Regions from separate parts of the Homo sapiens genome. Here region 2 is linked to region 1. Evidence: chromatin loops called from intact Hi-C (ENCODE). Cell type or tissue: adrenal gland. All regions are shown on one strand. Links, peaks and the distances in the headings refer to the core of each region. The heading gives the core; the rest is flanking DNA. Region 1 overlaps ELOVL5 (ELOVL fatty acid elongase 5). Region 2 holds the start of LOC124901332 (a long non-coding RNA gene).

What was found. A loop is a pair of places that touch in the nucleus more often than their neighbours do. Peaks named below come from ENCODE experiments on the same cell type or tissue, not always from the same donor. Only the 100,000 strongest peaks of a DNase experiment are listed, where the experiment ranks them.
Region 2: a loop joins it to region 1, with 10 times the contacts of the local background. A loop is called at or near these places in 3 of 110 quality-filtered maps.

What each region holds. Positions count from the first base shown.
Region 1 is chr6:53,336,669-53,342,050 of GRCh38, forward strand. All of the region lies in intron 1 of ELOVL5 (ELOVL fatty acid elongase 5), which reads right to left. It also overlaps the pseudogene RPS16P5. Among named protein-coding and RNA genes, the nearest start is that of ELOVL5, 9.6 kb to the right of the region's middle. In adrenal gland, for the core only: no CTCF peak of the experiment used is centred there; no DNase peak of the experiment used is centred there; H3K27ac peaks cover 328 bases.
Region 2 is chr6:53,260,821-53,266,202 of GRCh38, forward strand. It overlaps LOC124901332 (a long non-coding RNA gene), which reads right to left and starts at 1,983. Exons shown (of 4, transcript XR_007059612.1): 1 at 882-1,983. In adrenal gland, for the core only: no CTCF peak of the experiment used is centred there; no DNase peak of the experiment used is centred there; H3K27ac peaks cover 1,268 bases.

The DNA of each region.
Region 1 (5,382 bases), core at 144-5,143:
ATCATTTTATTATGGAGTATTTGAGTGCCTAGACATCAAAGTTCACCCTATTCCGTCCTTGGGAACAGTGCCACCAGACTGGTCTATCATTGGTATATTCTACCTGAAAGCCCTAACAGGTAATATGCAGGTAAGCAAGGCCCTTTAAAATAACAGCACATGTCATCTCTGCTTCTAGGGCAGCTGGGATGTCTAGCAATTTTTTTTAACCTTAAAGACCTTCAACCATTGTTTACTATAAAGGTAAACCTTGATCTTTTTGATGGGCTTACTGCTATGATTTCTGGTAGTGAGCACAGGCACCAGGGCCTGCAAATTTCTTGGATTCATAGCAACAGGGGTGAACCACCAGCAAGGTCTGGTGAGGGTGTCTTTGATCTCCTCGGAAGCCTCATCTACATATTTTGGGTAACAGGGTACCAGGGCTTTGGAGATGTACTGAAGGACAGCATAAATCTGAACCACATGACCACTACCCTTCACACGAACATGGATGTCCATTCCAGCAAGCTGTTCCTTGTCCAGAAGCAGACCTAATTCCAGTAGCTTGTATTGCAGTGTGAGCAGCTTGATCATCTCCAGGGGCCCCTCGTTCATCCTGATGAAGCCACTGCCACATCTGCAGAGCACCACAGCTATGGCCATCTCCTTGTATGTGAAGATCTGCACAGACTGCAGCCAACGAGTCCTTAGATGGCATGTCTCCAGGCATAGGTAAGAGCTCCTCATTGCACCATGCCACAACAGGAAAAGGTGTCTAGCAATTTGTATGGTCTGAGAGCTGCTGGTGTTCTACTCCTTCAGCTGGAAGCAAGGCAACTGGCCTTCTAAAGTCTCCTGCCCAGGTAAGCTCTTCATTTGTGAAACATTATGTATTCTCAGGCTATCAAGGCATACTCAGCTTCACACAGCCATTAGCACATATTATAGGACTGGTTATATTTGAAAGGTACATATGTATTTAGAGAAACATTCAGGCACGTAATTGCTAGATACCTACACTATGTGCCAGATAAACATGGCAGACACTATGCAAAGCACTATACAGGTACAACCTCATCTAATTTTTAGGAATCAAGAAAACAGAGGCAAGGAGCCAAGGAGAAATTGTAGTTGTCCAGGAAGGATCTGACATGCTATGGAAGGCTGGGGCAATGTGGGGAAGGGGAATAAGCTTAGAAGGACAGAGAGTATGAATGAGTAATACTTGGTGACTGACAGTTGAGCAAAGTTTGGTAAAAGCATGGTTGATGAGAGAGGAGAACACAAGCATTGCTTCCAGCTTAATGGCTTGGGCAAACTGGCGGAGGATGGTGCTCCTGACTACGTTGGCCAACAGGGGAGGTATGTGGGGCACCCAACGATGAAAAGTTATGAGTCTGGAGCTCAAAAGAAATAGATGGGCTAGAAATAAATATCTAAGGGTGGATGGTGGGTGGGTGGATGGATATTTGAATCCATGGGGCAAGTAGATCATGCAATGAGATTTGGTCTTCTGACAGTACTTTGCAACTGTTTGCCTACATTTTAAATTTAATACGCCAGTCCCATTTCTTAAAAAGATGGTAAGTTCAAGCCTGAACTCTGTACCAGGGGGTCAATGAAAAGTACTTACCTTACTGTCACTTGTCACATCCAACTTCCCTTGGGTCACACTGAGCCTATTCTAAGCCCTTGCAAAGGAAACAAAAAGAAGCTGCTTTTGTTCCTACTCCTTGCAAAAGGAAGAAAAGGCAGCTGCTCTGAAAATGAAACCATCACAATATTTATCACATTCTCCTAGAAACATGAGGTCCTGGGATAATGTCTTTATGGGTCTCTCTGGAGAAGCTCAAAGGGCACCTGTTTCAAAGGGCAACTTCCTTCTTGGATGAAGCATCTTGTAGAGAAGACAATCAATGGCCAAGGTAGGTAACAGACACCAAGATACTACACACGCCTCTAATGGTTCCCTTAAAGCCTGAGCTTAAGCAGTCTGGGCTCTACTTCAATCATATTCTAAACATCTAAACCAAAAGACTGCAATTGCAAATAACAGGGAGACAAATATTCAAAAGGCTTTTAAGCAACATTTTCTGCTACAGGCAACTGCTGATGGTTCTTATCTGAGTGCAGTCTCTTAACTGATGTGATTACTTGAATATTCAAAATAAATTATCATTTGAGGAAATTATCAATTGAGTTCTCCAACCTAATTTGTGCAAAGTATACAAAGGCAGTGATACCTTAAGCTGAAATTAAAAGACGGTGGAGAAACATAATAAAGATTAGTTATGCAACCCCCCAAACGAAAATGTCTTAAAAGATTTTAATTCAAGCCTGTGTAACATAAATAAGGCATATAACACAAAAACACATTTCTTTTTTAAAACTCAATCTACACGCCCACATTTTATAACTGTTGTTTGGGTGTGAGGGTGAGTGAGGAGAGGGAGAAGCAAAGTTAAATGTGTAAAAAATGGGGGAAAATCCTGCTACAATACAGCATTTTTCAAAGGGACACACAGTCTAGCAACTGTGTATTCATCTCCTCTATAGCATGTCTCTGAAACCAACAGTTGTTTTATCACCTGTTCAGATTCCATGTGAATATATAAGCCACCCCATGAATTTTGTGATTCTCTTATTTTAGGAATGCTGATACTTATAGCCATTACAATGTTGCCAAACCTAGTGTCCCACACCCAGAAAGAAAACTCAGTTCTGAAAGAGTCTAAGGATCCTAAGAGAACTGAAGGTGGTGGCAGACTTGTCTATAGCCTGAACACCATGGCCCAGCACAGTGGCCCTTAATGGGGCCTTGTATCAAAATGACTTAATGTCATTCTCTATCAGAATGTTTTCAAAATATAGTCACGCATCGCATAATGACCTTTAAATCAACAATGGACCACATATACAATGATACTCCTGTAACATTATAATGGAGCTGAAAAACTCCTATTGCCTAGTGACATCATAGCACAATAAAACATTTGTGGTGATGTTGGTGTAAATAAACCTACTGCATAGCTAGACCTGTAACAGTATCACACATAAAATTATGGACAGTACATAATGCTTGATGCTGATGATAAAGAACTATGTCATTGGTTTATGTATTTGGTATACTATACTTTTTTATCATTAATTGAGTGTACACCTTCTAATTACATATTTTAAAAAGTTAACTATGAAACAGCTTCAGATAGGTCCTTCAGGAGGTATTCCAGAAGAAGGCATTGTTGTCATAGGAAATGACAGCTCATGTGTGTTACTGCTCCTACAGACCTTTCAGTGGGACAAGATGTGGAGATGGAAGACGGTGACATTGATGATCCTGCCCCTGTACAGACCTAGGCTAATGTGTATGTTTGTTTTAGTTTTTAACAAAAAAGTTTAAAAAACTTTAAAAGGAGAAAAAAAGCTTGAAGAATAAGGATACGAAGAAATAAAATATTTTTTTTGCAGCCATACAGCCTGTGTTTTAAGCTAAGTATTATTACAAAAGAGTAAAAAAGTTTAAAAAATTTATAAAATAGAAATGTTACAATAAGCTACAGTTTATGTATTAAGGAAGAAAAATATATATTAAAATAATACATATTTTTAAAAAAACTTTTATTATAAATAAGTAGAGATGGAGTCTTGTGATATTGCCCAGGCTGGTCTTAAATGCCTGGTCCCACCTCAACCTCACAAAGTGCTGAGATTACAGACATGAGCCACCACACCTAATCAAAAAATATTTTTTATAAACCTAATGTAGCCTAAGTATACAGTGTTTATAAAGTCTAGAGTGTACAGTAAAGTCCTAGGCCTTCACATTCACTCCCCACTCACTGACTTACCCAGAGCAACTTCCAGTCCTGCAAGCTCCATTCATGGCAAGTGCCCTACATAGTTGTATCATTTTTTATCTTTTATATTTTTACTATATCTTTTCTTCATTTAGATATACAGATACTTGCCACTGTGTTACAGCTAGCTACAGTATTCAGTACAGTAACTTGCTGTACAGGTTTGTAGCCTAGGAGCAATGTGGTATATCATATGCCCTATGTATGTGGTAACCATCTAGGTTTGTCTAAGTACACTCTATGATGAACACACAACAACAAAATTGCCTAAGAGTACATTTCTCAAAAAGTATTCCCATTGTCAAGCTATACATGACTTGTACGACTTGTACACCTGACTTACATTTTCACCCAAGGGAGATCAGGCAATCTGGAGATAGAGGCTCCCTAAAGAATGTGAGTGTCTTTCCCTCCCGTCTGCATTTCTCTGAGCGTATATACCTTGTAAATCAAACCAGATGGGGCTAGGACCGGGTAAGGAAACCAATGCTGGATGCCCTTGGCCAGTCATACTAATCCAGCCACACTAGACCAGTCAGGCTAGTGAACACTGACTCAACTGGGCTTTTGAACACTGATTTCTTACACTAACAATTGTAAGCTATTCAGTGTGTACGCTTCTGATTTTCCCCAAAAAAGAGGTTTAAGTTCAAAATATCTAAAATAAGGAGTAATGGAAGAAACAAACGGTCACCCTTTCAAGTATTGATCATAAATGTTATTCCCTATTAGCTTTCTTTATCTAAACCTTTATTTAGTTACTGTCAACAGAAGCTATATGTTGATTATACCGTCAGCCTCCCAGAATGTAACGATGAATAAGAAACTCAACCTTGTTTCCTCTCATGTATCTAAAGCTGCAAATACAAAGATCACTACTTAGGTCTGACAGGTGTACAGCACAGCAGGGTGGCCAAGATTAGAGTCTTTAAGCCAATCTGCCTGGGTTTGAATCCTGCCTCTGCCACCTACTAGCTGTGGATATTTGGACAAGTGACTTAACCTTTATCTTAGTTTCCTCATCTGTAAAATTGGGGTCCCTACCTCGTGGGCTTTTGTGAAGCCACAATGAATTAATACATGTTGAACACTTCAGAAAAGTGCCTATTATGTGGTACCAAGCAGCTATATTCAGTACCCATAGAACAGCTTTGTTCTCTTTAAAATTTGCAGAATATTCCGTTGCCCAGCTGTAGCATGATTTATTCTTTTCAAGGACATTTAGTCTACTAACTCTTCCAATCTTTTGCTATTAGAAACAATGCTTCAATAAACATCCTATATAACAGAGAGACGTTTTTACTATGCTAATTAAATTAAGTCAGTGCCCCACCTAACTTTCATGTACAATACTGATAGTTTTAATACCCTCCAAAGTAGGCACAGGATTATCACCTTCCAAGTTCTACATAGATTCTAGGGTCTCAAGGAGGTAGAGTGACTTACCTGCTGAAGCCCACGCAGCTGTTAAGTGGCAGAGGTGGAACCCCGCATAGGTGCAGGCTGCCAACCCAATCTGCTTCCCACAGCTGTCCTTACTTAA
Region 2 (5,382 bases), core at 61-5,060, 76 kb before region 1:
AAATGTCACATTGTCCTGGTTAGCCAGGACAATGTGAGTCCCTGTAGCTGTAATTGTGTCTAGAGGGGTGGGTCTGAGGGAGCGCTTTCTGTACTGTCTCCCTGCCTAGTGAGCTCCAATGCCTGGCATCAGCTTTGGACCAGGAAAGCCCATTTGAACTCTGGTGTCAAACTTACCTTGGGCAGGTCATTTATCCTCTCTGGATTTCAACTTTCTCATCTGCAAAACGGGGAAGAGAGCTGCCAATACCTAGACACTGGGAGGAAGGTACCTTGGCGTCTCATGCTTGAGAGGTGCTCTGCATCTGACTTCTTTCTAAAACACCTTCTGGAAACTGCTTTCTAGAACACCTTCTGAGCCAGCAGTGAATCCCTGGTGAGCCTGCTAGTGAGTCTCAGTAATTTGGAAGGTCACTGAGAACACCATGCTATTTAATTCAGATCATGAGAAAAACTGCTATCTCTAGAAAAGTACTCCTTCTCTGGTACAGTTATTTCATCAACCTTTCATTTTTTTCCTTCTATCCAAATTTTATACTTTCATCTACTCTATTCCTACCTCAACTTCTTCAGAAACTTCAAGTCCCACCACAGGTCCTGGGACACAGTCTATTCTCACTTGGATCCTGGGCCAGTGTGGACACTTGGGAGGCTGTTTAATCCCTTGATCTCATTCCATAAAGAAACACATTTAAATCACCTCCCATCAATTTTTTCCCCAATTGAGGTAAATGTAAAATGAGTTGTAAAAAAATATGTAACATTCTTTCTCAAATGTATTCTCCAAACATTAGGAAATAATGCAAAAGAGGCCAAATGAAAGTGTGATATAGTGAATACGGTTGCAGAGAGTCTCGCTTAATTTCACATTCACTTATTCACCTGCAGGCAGCTTTCCTGAGCAGTGCTGTGGTCCACACAGGAAGGTCTTACCGGCCGCAGTCCTAGACAGAAGTTCCCTGTGTGCAGGCCTCCTTGCATTGACTGTACGCTGTGTGTAACATTTAACCTTTAAGACGTATTGGAAGCAAGTTCTACTTTATGTCAATGTCCTGAAAAGGAAAGGAACTAGAAGTAAATCAGGGCTATGCTGGAGTGCTACTTTGGAATCACGAATGTTCAAGATGGAAGGAACCAGGGCACTCCCACAACCCCCTCCTTGTAGAGGAGACCCAGAGTCATGATGTGCCTCACCAGAATCACATGCCAGTTAGTGCCAGAACAGATAATTTTTGTTCTTGAGTGACAACTTATGACTAGACAATTCTCATATTAAAACCATTTTGTAAGTCAAGTGAATTGAAGACATCCAATTTGTCCATTTTTTTGGAGAAATTTGAGTTATCTTATTAAATGCTAGTATTAACTGAGTTTTAACCAAGGATACTTTAGTGAAAATAATGTGTTGGGTAATAAAATTTTAAATCTCATGCCAAATTGATTAACACACATCTTCCTTGCTTAGTTACCTACCTGGTAATAAACCACTCTTAACAGTAAGTGCCTGTTAGGGTAAAGCCCTGTGCTAAAAGCTTTCTTTCATTTCTGCATTCAATTCCAGCAATATTAGCTAAGCATCCGTATCTCTTTTTTATAGTTGAGGAAACTGAGGTTCAGAAAAGAGATAACTTGCTTGTGGTCCCACAGTAGTAAATAGCAAAGCCTTTCTAACAGGTATGCTATGCCACCTCCAAACACACATAGAATTCTTCTAGCATCGACAGAGGTGTCCCATCTGTGCCCTAGGATATGTATCCTTCTATACTCAGTTCTAAAGTAAAGGTGTAATTTAGGTTCTAGCTTGGGGCCATCACAATTTCCCTCTCCCATTGCCCTTAAGAAAGTAGCTTTGTGTGCTTAGGATTTGGATTCTGACTGTTCCCTTGTTAAGATCATGGGGTGACATTTGGCCTTGTTGTTGTTTTTTTGAGACAGAGTCTTGCTCTGTCGCTCAGGCAGGCTGGAGTGCAGTGGCGTGATTTCAGTTCACTGCAACCTCCTCTTCCTGGGTTCAAGTGATTCTCCTGCTTCAGCCTCCCGAGTAGCTGGGATTACAGGTGTGCACCACCATACCCAGCTAATTTTTTGTATTTTTAGTAGAGACGGGGTTTCACCATGTTGGCCAGTCTGGTTTCGAACTCGTGACCTCAAGTGATCCACCTGCCTCGGCCTCCCAAACTGTTGGGATTACAGGCATGAGCCACCACACCCAGCCCTGGCCTTGGTTTTAAAATACACTTAACCCAGTACTCCTAGAGGGCTGGAGCTCTGCAGGAATGGCACAGGCAGCAGGCAGTTGGGACTTGGTCAACCCCTAACCATGTAGCCTTCCTGGAGGACTGAGAGCCACAGCAATTAATAAGGGAGCAGGGTGCTGGGAGCAGTGGCTCACACCTGTAATCCCAGCACTTTGGGAGGCCGAAGCGGGCGGATCACGAGGTCAGGAGATTGAGACCATCCTGGCAAACATGGTGAAACCCTGTGTCTACTAAAAATACAAAAAAAAAAAAAAAAAATTAGCTGGGCGTGGTGGCAGGTGCCTGTAGTCCCAGCTACTCGGGAGGCTGAGGCAGAATAGCGTGAACCCGGGAGGTGGAGCTTGCAGTGAGCCGAGATTGGGCCACTGTACTCCAACCTGGGTGACAGAGTGAGACTCCATCTTAAAAAAAAAAAAAAAAGGGGAGCAGGGAAGGGCACAAGGTTGTTGGAACCTGGTGCTGATGCTTTCCTACAAACAGGCACCTGTTTCACTGGGAACATTGTCAAGGGGAAAGCACACAATTTGCTGAAAAGTGGTAGCTTGGTTAAAACATTGTCAAATTCATCCAAGGGAAACCTGCATCTATGCCCATTATTTGAACAAAGAACACCAGTAGGAATGTGTGGACACAATCATTTAAGAAATATTTGTTTATGAGCCAATGTGGGATTTCAATCCCGACTCATCCCATCAGGGGTCCCGTTTTCAGATTTCAAATGCCATCTCTTTGGTGAGGAGCAATTTTCTGGCAAAGGTCTGAGGTACCCTTTGAACCTGCCCTATCTGACAGAAGACTCCATCAGCTTATAACTGAGACTAATGTGAGTCCTGGTTCTCGTTATCATCATGTTCTGGCTCCTCCCTGGCACTGCTGGTGATGGGAGCAGGACGGCTAGGGCACAGGCCAGTGACAGGAGGCTCTGCTCAGAATGGTTCCTTTACACATAATCACTACTTCCTCTGGGAGCTCTGAACAACATTCTACACATTTCATCAAGGAGAACACCCAGACAAATTCCACTCTCTTCCCACTTGACCTCATTTTTAAAACAAGCAGTTTCACCCACAGATCCACTCGAGTGCAGTGTGTCATCTCCCTCTGGGCCTTCTATGCATTTGCTCATACTGGTTCCTGTATGTGGAATGCTGTCTTCCCAGCACCTTCAGGCTCCAACTACTGAAACCCAGATGGTCTCTGAATGCTCAGATTAAAAGCCAACTCCTTTACAGTGCTTTTCTTACCCACCCTTGCTAGAAGGGTTCTCCCTCCCTGGACTCTCATGGTAGCTGGTTTATACCAGTTTACGGCAGTCACCACAACCATTTTACACAGAAGGCACATGTGTGTATGTTTGATCCCAATTCAGTAGAGGCTCCTGCGAGGGCCGGTTGTTTTCTCACAGATCCCTGTTTGCTCAATACACCTAGCTCAGTCCTCTGTACCAAGCACTCTCCCAGTGAACAAGGTCACATTCTGCAAAGGCCTGGCCAACAGAGTAACATAAATGGGGCAACAGACAGGGTGGTAGGTACTGTTCAGGAGAGTCCTGATTATGTGAGAAAGGGAAGCATTACAACTGGGTCTCTGTCACCACTACATTAGCCATTCACTGGATCCTGCACTGCTTGTTCCTACAATTTCCACCCCAGAAGTCTTCCTTGATCTGATCAAGAGTCGAATCCAGACATCCTCTGCAAGCTATAGCAAAAACTGGCCCAGGAACTTTCTTTTCATGAGCCATAAACATACCGAAGAAAGAGAGAAGATAAGGACTACAAAAATGTCAAGGATAACAAAAGCAGGTTTTAAATCTATGCCTGGAGTAAGAACTAATGGCCAATGAAGCAATGCTGAAGAGCAGAGCAAAAAACTGACAGCAACCACTATTTGGCTCCATCTGCTCCACTGAGGACAATCATTTCCAAATTAAAGAGTGTAAAGAAAAACCTGGTTAGGATTTGAAGTCCAAGAGTGATAAGGGGATAGCAGGAAACACCTGTTTTAAACGAGTTCTCATGAAAGACATGTCAGTCGCTGAAACAACCTGTGGATATGACTGCAGAATTGTTGTCAGAACTCCAGGGAAACAATGAACGAAGTCCAGATACTGATAATCACTGCCCTATTTTCCAAAGTAGATTCTAAAAACTCCAGAATGGTGAACTTAATGTAAAACTCTGGCAAAATCAGGAATAATATAGACGGTGAACATTTGACTCCTAACAATTGCTGATTTCTTTTCAACACTGATTTAACAAAGAAAATGTCACACGAAATAACTTCCTTCCCTTTTTTTGGATAGGATTACTAGAGCAGCCAACCAGGGAAATAACAGTGAAACAATAGCTTACAGCTGAAAGAGACCAGTGGGGTGAGTTGAGATTACAATCCTGAAGTTATCACTTACACTTTACTCTGAGCTAGATGGGGTTCCAAAGGCTTTATATATACAGTATCATTAGTCATCTATTTAATCCTTACAAGGACCCTGTAACATAGAAACTAACATTACTCCTATTTGGCAGAAGAGAAAACTAAGGCAAAGTTTTCTTGCCAAAAGGTCATACAGGTAGGATTTCAACCCAGCCAATGTGGTCTCCAAGTTGTACTTCTCATATTAGTCTACAATGCCCTTCACATGATTAGCAAGGCTGCCAAAAATAGAGGGAGAAATGGGAATCCTCCCTTTTCCATACAAGAAAAAGGACAGCAGAACACATCTGCCCTCTCTCTCGCCTCTTATCCACTCACTTCTCTGACGGGAGGAGGGAAGACTTTGATTGCTGCTTGGGAGGTGCAGCTAAGCACACTTTCTTGGCATGGTAAGGTCATCAGTGTAGAATCTGCCACAAGGGGAGTTTACAATTTAAGGTAGGTAAATTCCAGGACTGATATTTAATATATTTTAATAATCACTTTATCACCAGACCAACCCTCAGAGCAACCACTGGTGTGCTACTGAGCCCTGGTAAGTTAGGTTAATAGAGTTATTAGCAAGGGTTAATTAGAGAGCCACACTGTGGTCTTAGTTTCACCAATCCAGCCTTCTTAGTAAGACACATGCTATTTTGATTCCTACTGGTCTAATTTCCAGTATTTTTTCAATTTGTTCTGAACTTAGA